Regions from separate parts of the Homo sapiens genome. Here region 2 is linked to region 1. The links are chromatin contacts, found by Hi-C or POLR2A ChIA-PET in ENCODE. All regions are on one chromosome and are shown on one strand. Each heading gives the region's core, a stretch centred on a gene start or an enhancer-like site at or near the end of the contact. The rest is flanking DNA. Distances are from core to core; before and after follow the strand shown.

Region 1 (6,822 bases), core at 2,009-4,508:
AGGGCTCTTTCAATATTAATTTGGAACTCCTTTTTTGAAGAGGAGAATGATACTTAAAAACCCAACCCTTGTTACTGTATAAAACCTAGGCTGGGCATGGTGGATCCTGCCTGTAATCCCAAAACTTTCAGAGGTCAAGGTGGGAGGATCGTTTGAGCCCAAGATTTCTAGACCAGCCTGAGCAACATAGTGAGACTCTGTCTCTACAAATACACACACACACACATACATTTACAAAATTAGTCTGGCATGGTGACACATGCCTGTAGTCCCAGCTACTGGGGAAACTGGGGTGGGAGAATCTCTTGAGCCCAGTAGCTTACTCCAGGCTGTGGTGATCTATGGTGGTGCCACTGCCCTCCACCCTGGTGGACAGAGTGAGACCGCACTTCAAAAAAGAAAAAAAAAATCCCTAATAATGGAGATTCCAAAGACACAGAAGGAACAGTGACTTGGTTTTCCACATTTCACACGGGCCTGGCAAAGAATAAAACATCTTCCTCAACAAAGCCGGACAGATTGCTGGTCCTCTGGATGCTTGTCCTTACACACATACATCCCCTCTGAAGGTCTGCCTCCCATTGCTCTTTTTCTGACCTAAGTTTGATTTTTCCTTTTTCCTTTTTGGTCTAATTTAACTGGGGGACATCTTGCATCTAAACTTTGATGAAAAAGAAAAAATCCTCCTTTTACTGTGATAACAAAAAGGGGTGAAAAGGGAAAGATGACACATGTATTTTTATGTATTCAATAAAAATCCTTTCCCAACTCAGGTGCCTGGGTGATGAAGGGCCTCATTATGAGTGAAATAGACAACTTATAAAGAATAAAATAAATTTAAATGTGGTCTTTGACGGTGTCTGCAGATAGGAATATTGTTATTTGGGGGATGAACGCTCGTTTTGCCGAGGAGGATCTGGCTGAGTTGTCGGAGGGATGGGCCAGAAACGCTAGTAAATTATACATGGTGCAGAATCCACTGTCAGGTAGCTGCAGTCGATGACTGAATATCCCGTGCGAGCCATGCTGCCATGCGCAAAAAGACACTGAAGGCCATCACATCCTGACTGAAAAGGAAAGTCGCACTGCCCCCTTGCAGTTTTAGCGCATAAGAAACAAAACCAGGATGCGGAAGAAAATTAAAATGCAGCTTTGCCCTTCTCCGTGGTCCTTCAAAGGCCAAATCATAAGAGGTCGTTTTGAAGCACCAGGGAACGACAGGCCTTCAAGGGACTTCTTATCTAGGATCAGGCCACGGGTGACGTTTGGGTCCCCACGCCTGCGGTTCCTGGCGGATCTACAAGGCCTGAGACCCAGAAGACTCATGGGCGCTCCCGCCTCTTCCGCCCTAAAGAGCAAGCCGAGGGAAGACTTGGCCTGGGACCTCAAAGCGTGGGACGGTTTCCAAAACCTTGAGGAATTCTCTCTCCAAGCCTGTTCTGCGAGTTCCCAGGCTCCCTCCCCAGCCATGCCAGCCTCCACTCACCACTGACTGCGTCTTTGAAGTGGGTTTTCTCCGAGGAGTCGTAGACAAACTGCACTTTGCTCAGCCTCCAAGTCGCCTCAGGTCCCTTGGACATGTTGTGGCTTTCCTGTTGAGCCGGGGAGGTGCGCTTCAATCGTCCCCGCAGCGTCTGGGTTCTTAAACCTAGGGGCCGCCACTTCCCACACCCACGCGGAGCCTGCGGCCCCTCTGCCCGCTGGGCTCGGAGTTACCTTTACAAAGAGCATTTTGAGTGCATATGCGCGATCCACCCAGAACACTTGCAGCTCCGACTGGCTGTGGCCACAGCGGCCCTTCACCTCAGCTCCCCGGGTCAATGCGATATCGGCCTGTTCTGTGATCAGCTGGGAACACAGACGCCCCGCGCCCCCTCAGCTCGCCCGGCCCCGGGGCGGGGGCTGTAAAGGGCGGCGCGTCCAAACTCTGGGTTGCACGCTTGGGCGCTCCTTTGCGCGCGCGCATCCCAGGTTCCGGGAACATGCGGTTAGATGCTCTACGTGCAGCCCCGATAGGGAAGCGGAGAGAAGGGGGTTTACTTTCAAAGCAGGCAGGGGAACAGAAGGCATTACAAGCTGGAATCCCCATGCAGCATTCGGGAGCAGCCTGCCGGGGTGTGGGAAAGAAGGCGGGCAACCCAGGTCTTCGAAGAGCCTTGAGGAAGGGTGCCCTTCGCCCTGGAGCCCTAGGAGCAAGCTGAGGGGGGGGAAAGATTCCTTACATCTACGTAGTTGCTGGCCCACACATCATAAGGTACAATAAATTTGGCTGCAAACTCTGCCATGAGACACGTCGTCCCATTTTCCCGCACCACAAATATATCTTTTTCAGGGTTAGTGGAAAGGCCTGAGAGATTTTCCACTTCTTGTTCTGCCATGATTTGAGCCATTGTATCTGCGGAACAAACAAAACAATTCCATCAGTTCAGGGCTCAGCCCACGCGTCTCGGGCGCTAGGGTGGGGAGACAGTGCTCTGCAGGCTTTGGAGTGACAAAGTTCTCTGCCAGCAGCTGTGCGCTCTACGAGCCGTTTCTCTAACCCGGGTCTAACAAGCCTCATTCCTTCGCTGTTAATTTATAATGAAAATACAGTTAAAAAAATTAAAAATCCTGACTTTGTTTGTAATATAGCTGGCTGTTTTCTACATCTTGGGATTTTAAAGTAAATATTTCTTGCCAATGCTCTGACCTCACGAAGCTGGCCTGTCTAGGCTCTGTCTGGAATATGCCACAGAGGTGTATGGCTCTCAGGGGAATTCCCTGCCACCGGCGAGGAAGGCCCTCCCTCCTCCCCTAAAAGAAAAAAAGAAAAAACACCGCAAAACATTAAGGGCCATATTTTTTATCTCAAGCTAATTGACTTTACTTTGCCGGCTCTGTTCTCTGCAAAGAGTGCCCGTCCTCTCTCCCAGTCGCCAAATCGCTACTCACGGAACAACATCAGGAGAACTCGAAGTCTGTCGATGCTGGGGACCCCTCTTCCTTGGAGATCCATACTCGCAGTGCCCCGAATGAGGCCGGCTGTGCTGCTGCAGAGGCCGCCAGAGAGGGAATCCCTCAAAGTCGCCGCTGGAGTGGGCCGGGGTGAGCGAGAGGCGGGGGACAGAGAAGGGGGAGGGAGGGAGCGCGTATTCTGTGAGCGCCTAGCTAGGACTCGGTGTCGAGCGCGGCACCGACAGCTGCTGGCAGAGCAAATCGGCTCACTGCGGAGGAAAGGACCGCACGGCGGTCCACGGCTGCGAGTGCTGAAAGCAATCCGATTGTGTGGCAGGAGTGGCTGTGGCTTGGCTTGTGCGGAGGGCCAATGAGATCTGGGGGGACTAAACTTCTCCCTGGGTCTGTTTCCTGTTCTGCAACTGCATCCGCAAAGATGAGTCTGTTCTGAGAAACTTAATACCACCCTCAGCCTTATTAAATCTCCTTACCAGGTACAGTTATTAAGTGGTGTAGATACCTTATCACTGGAGTACTGTCTTCTGAAAACGCATCTGGTTCCCGAAAGAAAACGGTGGAGCAAAAATTGTTGCTGATTCGGGGGAGGAGGGCTATGCAGGAATAGAGAAGGGAAAATGCTATGGCAACAGTTTCCTGAATTTGGAGACATCCCCTTCTCTCCCCTGCTCTCAATGAGCTCATGGGTTTAAAGTTAAATTGACGCCTCCTCGAACGAGGCCATCAGACAATGCAGTAGCTCCATGTGGGCTTATTTTCCTGTGAATTTTGCTCCCGGGTGCATGAGGACTCTGAACTCTGGGGTCACCTACCCTCCCGCATTATACTGTGACCACTCTGCCAAAAAGGGATGCAAGCAAATCAGAAGTTTTTGAGAGTTATCTAGTGTCTCCTAGGACAGAAATTTTAGAATTATGCCCTAAGTAATGTCACATAGTTATGTAAGAAAAACACACACTGATATTACTCTAAAGCCTGTAGTGGAACAGAAGAACAAATACTACTGGGCTAATTCCTGTATTTACATATTTGGTAGCTTGCTTATTTTTTATTTTTGCTCTGTAAATCAGAATACAGCTTTCAAAAATACACATGCAGTCCTCATCAATTGTAGTGATGTCCAAATATTTTATTCCTTAGAAGATATTTCATAATGCAAATAAATGTTGCATCAGTAATATAATGTTATAAAACAATGTCATATTAAAGGGAAAATTGCAAAGTATTTCACCTGCATTATCTAATTTGATTCTCCCCAATCTTAGAGGGTAGGCAAGGAAAGATATGAGTTACTGTGGTTTTACATACCCCAAAACTGAGGCTCAAATAAATTAAATGACCTTCCCAAATGTCACATGGTCAGTTAGAATTAAAATACAAAAATCACATGCTTTAACTCTGTGAGATTATCTTCATTTCTCCTTATATAATATTTTTACTCCATATTTTGACTTCCATAAAAATCTATATTCAATATCAAATAATAATCTGAAATCTGAAATCTCTATCATTAATTCACATTCTTCAAATTTATAGAATGCTGTTTTAAGTATAATCACATTCTGACATATCTGCCACAAAGTATCTATATAATGTTTTTGGCTTTCAAACATATTCCTATATCAATCATTAGATCACTAGCAATTCAAAGTATAAAGTAATATTAAAATTGACATTATATTTTGACATCTTGACTTTTATGTTTGTAGTTCAGTATTTCATCCAAACATTTCTCAAGAACTTTACAAAGATGATTATATATAGAAGAATTGATGCAAATTTTACAGAACTTAACAGAAATGATTTTATACAGAAGATTGATAAAACGTCAGTTCTCATCAGTTGAAAGTGGAAGAGATAACATTTGTATGTGTTACATTTTTTCATGTTAGCAATTATTATTAAACACTTATTTTCCTGTAGTACTGTAAAACTGGAAAACAATGAGACATGTAATAAAGTATTTATTCTCTCTCTCTCTCTCTCTCTCCAGTATTTTATGAGGACAGAAATGAGTAGATTTCAGTCCAGGATTCACTACTTATTATTTTTGTGACCTTCTGAAGATTTTATTTGTTCTCATCTGAAAAATTGGGAAAATAACTCAGGGGATGGCTAGTTAAACCAAATGGGCCAATGAGTATAAATAAACAAAGTACAAATAGATCCATAAACATTAACCGAATACTTACTACTTCCAGTATGCTTGATGCTTTGAAAACCAAAAGATATTTATCATTACACAAGTAGGAGAGACACCTATAAAAGATTTTGACAATTTCTCTTGCAGTATGTTATTGCAGATATCTTCACTATATAAGTTGTTAAAAGATCAACTGAATTAATTCATGATTATCTGCCTTAATAATAAAAGATTAGGTGAGTAGTAGCATTGGTCATTGATCTTAAAATGTAGTAGTTGATTTACAAATGAGATGGTTGTTCCTTTGAAAATTATACCTGATATAAATGATCTCTTTGTTGACACTGGAGAGTGTACCCTAGAGTACTCAAATGGGTTGAAAGAAGAAAGAAAGCAATTTTAACTCTTTTTTTCTGGGGGGATTATTTTCAAAGCACAATCAGTTTAATGACTTTTTTAATATTTAATCTTAAACATGGCTAACAAATGCCCATTAATTTATCATCTTATCCACTGTGATACATTGCAATAGGAGTTAGGTCATTATACCTACAACTTTCACCTACATTAATTAAATATCTTTCTAATCATTCTGGAAAAAAACTCTTTGGTTCTCTAAAATAAGCAAAGAAGTGATCAAGGAGCAAAATTTGCCATTAAATTGCATTTTAATATATTAACAATGTTCCCCAGAATTTGCTCTACTTTTCATTTCTCAAGTCTAAAAGATGGTAGGAGAAATTGACATAAATATGTACACCTGTGTGGGTGGTAACTGTGTCAATTTTTATTATTGCTGCTGGTGGTCAGTAGAAACTGTTAGGGTGCAGTGTGACCTAAACACACTGGATTTGGGATCTCCTCTAGATCTTCTAGGTCCTTCAAAGGCTGTTTTTCAATTCATATGGATACTTACTGAATTAGCCTTTATGAATCTCATGCCATTGAGTGGTTGCTGTTTTATAAAAGGGCAAGAAGAGGCCCTTGCATAGAACTTTCAATTTGGATGAGAAGAATTTACATAAAGATTCCAGTTAGCCTAGCACAGTGTCTGCATAAATGTTCAGGGGGAAAAAAAAGTAAGACAGGCATCCCAGGTGGGAGAGTGGTTGAAATTGATGAAAAAAGGTCTCTTGGAGAAGGTGAGTCTTGAAAGAAGTTGACAAACTGATGTAGGGTGGAAGGAAGGATACGGATGGAAGAAATATCTATTGAATAGGGAATCAATGCAAAGATGTAACTCTTCATCCATCCATATTTATCCATTTGCAATAAAAAGCAAATTAGGCCGTAAATCAACAATGCCTTATGTACTATAGAACCCCTATTTCATTTCCGTATTTGATAATTTACCCACATATGGCATATGCAAAAGAATGGCCTATGCAAAATTTATTCTAAATAAAATTAAACTTTTTAAGTTGTTAGGGGCATCTTTTCATACTTGGTTGTGCAAGCAATTGACTTGTATTTGTAGAATCAAGAAACAAAACTATGAAAATTAGTGAACAATACTAATAAGAAAAGCGTATTTATAGCTTCAAAAGGAAAAGGCTGGGCTTTGTTGCAGCTGAAATTTGGTTTATTGAGGTTTCAGTTCACTTTACAGTAAAGTGTAAAAATGTACTCCTTGCTCTGTTGTTCCCACAGCCACCAAGCCATCCCTCTGCAACCCACACACAGACAACGGACGCACACCCGAATAACAGAAGCAGAAATAATTTAAA
Region 2 (6,822 bases), core at 3,179-5,678, 1.2 Mb before region 1:
GCCTCCCAGGTTCAAGCAATTCTCCTGCCTCAGCCTCCTGAGTAGCTGGGATTACAGGCATGCACCACCACGCCTGGCTAATTTTGTATTTTTAGTAGAGACGGGGTTTCTCCATGTTGAGGCTGTTCTCGAACTCCTGACCTCAGGTAATCCGCCCGCCTTGGCCTCCCAAAGTGCTGGGATTAGAGGCGTCAGCCACCGCTCCCAGCCTCATTCACTCTTAAAATCTACAGTATCACCATTCCTTTGAAACACACTCTCCACTCAGTAGTGCTGAAGACCAGTATTGTGGTGTTGCCCACCATATTCTTGGCACCCACAAAATACCTGGCAAATCAATAACTATCTTCCCCAAGATTTAAGAAGGAAAATTTTCAAACATAGAAAAATGTCGAAGAATTTTGCAGTGAACACCACTGTAACACCTAAATTCTACCATTAAGACTTTACTGGCTGGGCGCTGTGGCTTATGCCTGTAATCCCAGCACTTTGGGTGGCCAAGGCAGGAGGATCATCTGAGGTCAGGAGTTTTAAAGCAGCCATGGTCAACATGGTGAAACCCCATCTCTACTAAAAAATACAAAAATTAGCCGTGTATGATGGCATGCATCTAATCCCAGCTGCTCGGGAGGCTGAAACAGGAGAATCACCTGAACCTGGGAGGCGGAGATTGCAGTGAGCCAAGACTGTGCCACTGCGCTCCAGCCTGGACAACAGGCTCTGTCTCAAAAAAACAAAAAAAGACTTTACTATTTTGCTTCAGCGTGTAACCACCCACCCAGCCATCCTCTCTGATCCCTCTAATTTTGTATGCATTTCAGTGTCAGTTGCAGATATCATTCCACTTCCCCGCTAAATGCTTCAGCACTCATATAACTGGAGGTGAATATCTGTTCACAATTCTTTTTTCCTCTTTTGAACACCTAATGAAATACAATCTTAAATGTACTATTTAATAAATTTTGACAAATGCATACACCTGTGTAGCCCAAACACCTATCAAAAATATGAAACATTACCCCACAATGCCACCAGAAGAGCCTCAAGCCCATCCCAGTGAAGCTCTGCTCCCACCCACCCACCCTCAAAATCACTCTTGTGATCTTTTTTCACCAGTTTTTCCTGTTCTGGAACTCCGTATAAATAAATTCATACAGGATGTAGTCTTTTGTGTCTGGCTTATTTCACTTAACATAATATTTTTTAGATCATCGATGTTACTGCTTATAATAGCAGTTCTCAATAAATATTGATTAGCTTATTTTAACCACAGTGTTGATTAACCAAGGATTACAGTTGATTAGATGTACTTAAATACAGCTAATATAGCTTGAATGTCTCTTATAAAGCTTTTGCAGGTTCAGAACTGCTATATGTTGTTGACTAGATAAAAGTGGGGCAAGTTTTCTGGGAAAAGAAAAAATGAGGCATCCATCATCTTTTTAGAATTAAAGGAAAAGATATCCAAGGATGATGTTTGAGCACACGAGACAGGTCAGATAGTAACTGACTACAAGCCTCTCCCCTTCTCTCAGGTGTAGGTATGACAGCTAAAGATGGCATTTTCCACAGGAAGGTTGTTCTGGAATATTCATTTACACTTGGAGGCTATACCCCAAAGCAGGACAAGCCCTGCCAAGGGGGAATCTCTGTATTTCAGTTCTCTCGGCAGCAGTTCCTCATTCTCTAAGGAGGGGGCCTGACAACCGGCTTCAAGGAAGCAGAGGATAGAGCTTCCACTCAGTGTCTGTTGTGGTAAACGTGACTGGCTTTTTGGGGGAGTCCCAATTATTTGGAAGAGCCCCAACTGAAAATTTTCAAAAGAATTCCCTCTAGCCCACAACTGCCTTCTCTAAAAGTGGGTTCCCAGGCTCAGGAAGGGTGTGGGACTCTGTGCTATGTGACATAAAAATTTTGTGTTTATCAGTGATTTGACATTCTTGTTAGGTGTAATCAGGTAGTTTTCACCTCTCAGAGTTTATATTTTCTTTCCTATCAGTCAAATGGGCTAAATTCACTGGTGGACTGGAGGTGACACCAGCTTGCATGTGGCCCAGATTGCAACTGGTGGCACCTGCAATCTCAGGTAGCCCTTCTAGGTGAAGCCAGGTGGAGATCTAAACACTTTAACTAAAGGTCTGGCTCCGCAGCCTCTTTCCTGAGAGCTGTGGGGGGCACAAGGCACAGAATTAAAACAGGGTCCGACATAGGGAACTCCAAGGAGTGTGCTCTTTAAGATCACACCAGCCTTTTTCAGCACCATTTTGCCTTTTTTTTTTTTTTTTTTTTTTTTGAGATGGAGTCTCGCTCTGTCGCCAGGCTGGAGTGCAGTGGCATGATCTCAGCTCACTGCAACCTCCGCCTCCCAGGTTGAAGCTATTCTCCTCTCTCAGCCTCCCGAGTAGCTGGGACTACAGGTATGTGCCACCACGCCCAGCTAATTTTTGTATTTGTAGTAGAGACCGGGTTTCACCATGTTGACCAGGATGGTCTCAATCTCTTGACCTCGTGATCCACCCGCCTCGGCCTCCCAGAGTGCTGGGATTGCAGGCGTGACCCACAGCTCGCGGCCCATTTTACTTTTAAACCGTTATTTAGCACCCAAACTCAGGGATACTTGGGAGTAGAAATTAGAACGGGACAGATAAGTGGGGAGACTGGTGTTGATGGAAACCTCAGTGAGAAAAGTGTAGATGGGATTACAGTTGACAACTGGTTGCCTTGATTTAGGATAATTGGGGAAAGGGAGGCTGGGGCACATTGAAACACCCAGGTTGTCGCTGCCTACCCCAGCTGCTAACATGACCAGCTGTAAACTTGCTCTGTTCTTAGAAACCTCCCTTCCAAAACATGGATTCTCCCGCCAGTGCTCAAGATGGGACACATTACCACTAAGTAAGCACTTTTCTTAGGAGCATTTCTTAGGCTGTTAAAATGCCAAGACTCCTAACCATCCTTGGTAGCTTTGAACCTATGTAAAGAGGTCAGTTAGCTGCCCTAGTTTATTCCTCAGAATGATGAGATTTGGCACTGAAAATATTGTTCATACTGAGCCTCCCATCAAATGCAATAAGTAGATAACCACAAATACCCACCCTTTTATGCTCATAACTCAGCATGTTGGAAACTATTTTCCCTTGACCTATTGCCAGCCCATCACGCCCCACACCCAGGAGAACTCAAGCCCCAAACCGGCCGCTGAATAGTCACGCTTTTCTGCAGGACATACCTACTATTAGGGCCAAAACTTTGTCCACCCTTCAAAGGAAGTCGATGTTTCCATATAAAGGTCCCCTCAAATGCAACAGCAAGCCCGTGGGAGAGGGGTTAGCAGAGGCTACGGCCAGCCCACGGGCTTTCTTCGACCTTGATTATGACCAGGAGTGTAGCTGTTAATTGCGAGGCTTGCCTCAAGGTGGAAAACAGTATCGGTTTCCACTGCCACCCCAGAGAAGGCAAGTTCCGCGGCTGGCGGTGCTGGGGACACGGTCCCTCCCAGGCCCATCTCTTGCCACCCAGAGAGCTGCTCGGAGGCCGCCTACAGGTGCAATCCCGGCACTGCGGCCGGGGCGTCGGGCCGGGGAGGGCGTCCAAGCCCACCAGCATCTCCGCCGGCCCTTCCCAAAGCCTGAACAGGGCCCCGGCGTGCCCGCCGCCTTCTACCCCCGGTTTCCCCGCGCCTCTGCCCCGGCGCGGTTTGGATAGGAAGCTGGGAGCCCTCCCAGGCTCCGCAGACTCGGATTTGGGAGGGGGTGGGACGCGGCCGAGGCTTCCCCTCGAATCTGCGGCAAGCCTGGCTCCAGGAAAGTTTTTCAAAGTTCCCAGCAGCGTCTGCCCAGGTCGCCTCCGCGGGGCGAGCAGACGGCGGCAAGCGCGCCAGCCTCGCCGCCGCCTCTGCCGCCAGCAGAGCGCTCTGGGCGGCTCGCTCGCGGGAAGCGGGCCGAACTCCCGGCGGGCAGGCAGGCCCTCCTCCCGGGGCGAAAGCCGCAGCTGACGCAGGCGGTTCGGAAGGCGGAAGCTGCCCCGCTCCGACCGCTCAGTCAGCGCCGCGGCGCCTACACCTGGGGCCCCGACGCGCGGGCAAAGGCGCACGGCCCGGGGCGCCCGAGGGGGCGGTCCCCGCTGGGGGCCTCCAGGCGTCCCTGAGCAACGATCCCTTCCAAGTACCTCCCCGCACTCTCCCTTCCCTCCTGGCCCGAAGCTCCCGAGGGCGGGGGTTGGTGTGGGGCCCTGGTTCTTCTACGCCGCCCTGAGCATCCCGCTGCCCCCAACCCCTTCCAAGTTCCTCCTCGCACTACCCCCTCCCCAGCAACGTGAAGGGGAGGGGCGTGCCCAGGGTGAGCACGCCCTCTCATGAATATTAATAAGCGCGCATGCGCCCTGCCCGGCGTGCTGGGTAGAGGTGGCCAGCCCCGGCCGCTGCTGCCAGACGGGCTCTCCGGGTCCTTCTCCGAGAGCCGGGCGGGCACGCGTCATTGTGTTACCTGCGGCCGGCCCGCGAGCTAGGCTGGTTTTTTTTTTTCTCCCCTCCCTCCCCCCTTTTTCCATGCAGCTGATCTAAAAGGGAATAAAAGGCTGCGCATAATCATAATAATAAAAGAAGGGGAGCGCGAGAGAAGGAAAGAAAGCCGGGAGGTGGAAGAGGAGGGGGAGCGTCTCAAAGAAGCGATCAGAATAATAAAAGGAGGCCGGGCTCTTTGCCTTCTGGAACGGGCCGCTCTTGAAAGGGCTTTTGAAAAGTGGTGTTGTTTTCCAGTCGTGCATGCTCCAATCGGCGGAGTATATTAGAGCCGGGACGCGGCGGCCGCAGGGGCAGCGGCGACGGCAGCACCGGCGGCAGCACCAGCGCGAACAGCAGCGGCGGCGTCCCGAGTGCCCGCGGCGCGCGGCGCAGCGATGCGTTCCCCACGGACGCGCGGCCGGTCCGGGCGCCCCCTAAGCCTCCTGCTCGCCCTGCTCTGTGCCCTGCGAGCCAAGGTAGGAGCCCTTCTCCGGGCCTCCCTCCCAGCCGTCCTCTCCCTCCCCTCGCGGCGCCCTGGGCGGTTGAGCCCCGCGAGCAGGCTCGGCAGCCCTCGAGCGCCCGACTCCTCGCCCCTGCGCCCGAGCGGCTGCACCTGGGCTGAGCGCGCCAACTCCCCCACGGGAGCCCCTGCCTCCTGAGGGTGACCCCTCCAGGCCGGACAGGGGCGCGTTCGCTCCGCTGTTGCCCCCCGGGAAGTCGTCGGATTTCTTCCGCACTCGTGCATTTTTTTTTTTTTTTGCCCCGGAATCATGTTGAGTCCTTGAACGTAGTTTCGCAAAATTATTTTCACTCGGCGAGGAGGGCTCGTCGGGGCGGGGAGTGGGAGGGAGTCGCCACCTCTATACTCGAAGAAAACAGCTTTCTCCCGCGCTGACCTACCTCCTTCCCTCGCCGGCAGGTGTGTGGGGCCTCGGGTCAGTTCGAGTTGGAGATCCTGTCCATGCAGAACGTGAACGGGGAGCTGCAGAACGGGAACTGCTGCGGCGGCGCCCGGAACCCGGGAGACCGCAAGTGCACCCGCGACGAGTGTGACACATACTTCAAAGTGTGCCTCAAGGAGTATCAGTCCCGCGTCACGGCCGGGGGGCCCTGCAGCTTCGGCTCAGGGTCCACGCCTGTCATCGGGGGCAACACCTTCAACCTCAAGGCCAGCCGCGGCAACGACCGCAACCGCATCGTGCTGCCTTTCAGTTTCGCCTGGCCGGTGAGTGACTACTCGGGAAGGAGGCCGGGCGGAGCCTCACACCCGCGCCTGGCCGAGCCCTGTTATCCCTTGCGAGAGGGATTTAAAGGGCTTTGGCTTGAAACTAGGCGCTAACTGGGGAAATCTCTAGGGGTGGCGGGTGAGGGAGCCGGGACACTATAGTTAGATCTCGGCTGGGGTAGTCGAGGTGGGTCCCATTCCTGCTGCTATTTGCTTAGTGCACAAAAGTGGGGATCCCAGAGGGTTTATGGGACCAGGCTCCTAGGAAGGCCGGTGTAAACTTGCAACTTGAAGTTCCCAGAGTAACTCTCCCGGCCCCAAGCCAAGAGATCGTTGTAGCTGATCTCTTTGCTTAACTAATTAAACCTGGTGCGCCGTGGAAGGCGACTCGGCGCAGTTCTGGCCTGCGAACGCCGTCCAAATTGGCAACCTCCCCTTTCCCGTGAACGGCCGGGAGGGCGGGTGTGTCCTTCCTGGAGGGTGTGGGGGAGTCCGTTTCCCGCTGCTCCCCGGGAGATTTTAGTGTGTGCGGGGGCGCTCTCCAGGTTCGGCTTAAGGGCCGGGGGCGGCCGCCGCAGGAGGAGGTTCTTGGGGCCCTCACAGGAGCTGTAGACCTGGGAACCCCCGCCCGCTGCTGGCCCCTTCCTGCCCCCGCCCCCGAGTGGTGTAGCTCTTGTGGCCTCACTTCCAGCGGTTCCCGGGCTCTGGAACAGCTGTGTTTGCAGACTTCCCCGGGAAGGGCGGGTGCACGGCCCCCGCAAGCCTTCGGGGGCCGTGCCAAGGCTTGGAAGGGGTGGTCTTCTGGAGGTAGTGCCTGAGGGTGTAAGTGATAGGCCCTCATCCCCCCGCCCCATTCCGCCCCCAAAGGAGCTCGAGGCCCGGGCCCAGCTGGCAGATCCTGCAGCGAGGCCCTTGCAACATCCCAAAATGGGTGGAAGGAAGATGGGTGCGATTGCAGAAGGGGAGGAAAGGGAAATGTTGGGGGTGTGCCCTCTGCCTGGCTCCTGCTGTCCAGGAGGCATGACTCATTGCCAAGACTGGGGCTTGGCCTAGCCTGTGCTGGGAGGGTGGGTGGTGAGAGGGGGAGCTCGGTGCC

What was found. A loop is a pair of places that touch in the nucleus more often than their neighbours do. ChIA-PET counts read pairs that join two places held with the same protein, here RNA polymerase II (POLR2A). Pooled maps may share reads with other maps.
Region 2: a pooled map shows a loop between it and region 1 (5-fold over the local background). The contact joins the promoter of JAG1 here to the promoter of LAMP5 in region 1. A Hi-C loop is called at or near these places in 3 of 37 single-sample maps with no recorded cell type and 5 of 50 pooled maps. POLR2A ChIA-PET finds 5 or more read pairs at or near these places in 1 of 52 experiments (H1).

What each region holds. Positions count from the first base shown.
Region 1 is chr20:9,511,026-9,517,847 of GRCh38, reverse strand. It overlaps LAMP5 (lysosomal associated membrane protein family member 5), which reads right to left and starts at 3,258. Exons shown (of 6, transcript NM_012261.4): 1 at 2,932-3,258; 2 at 2,223-2,395; 3 at 1,717-1,848; 4 at 1,487-1,592. The coding sequence starts at 2,995. LAMP5-AS1 (LAMP5 antisense RNA 1) reads left to right here and starts at 2,850. Exons shown (of 5, transcript NR_109957.1): 1 at 2,850-3,084. RefSeq lists enhancers at 1,739-2,323, 6,642-6,691.
Region 2 is chr20:10,671,605-10,678,426 of GRCh38, reverse strand. It overlaps JAG1 (jagged canonical Notch ligand 1), which reads left to right and starts at 4,428. Exons shown (of 26, transcript NM_000214.3): 1 at 4,428-4,977; 2 at 5,421-5,726. The coding sequence starts at 4,897. RefSeq lists a silencer at 3,806-4,205.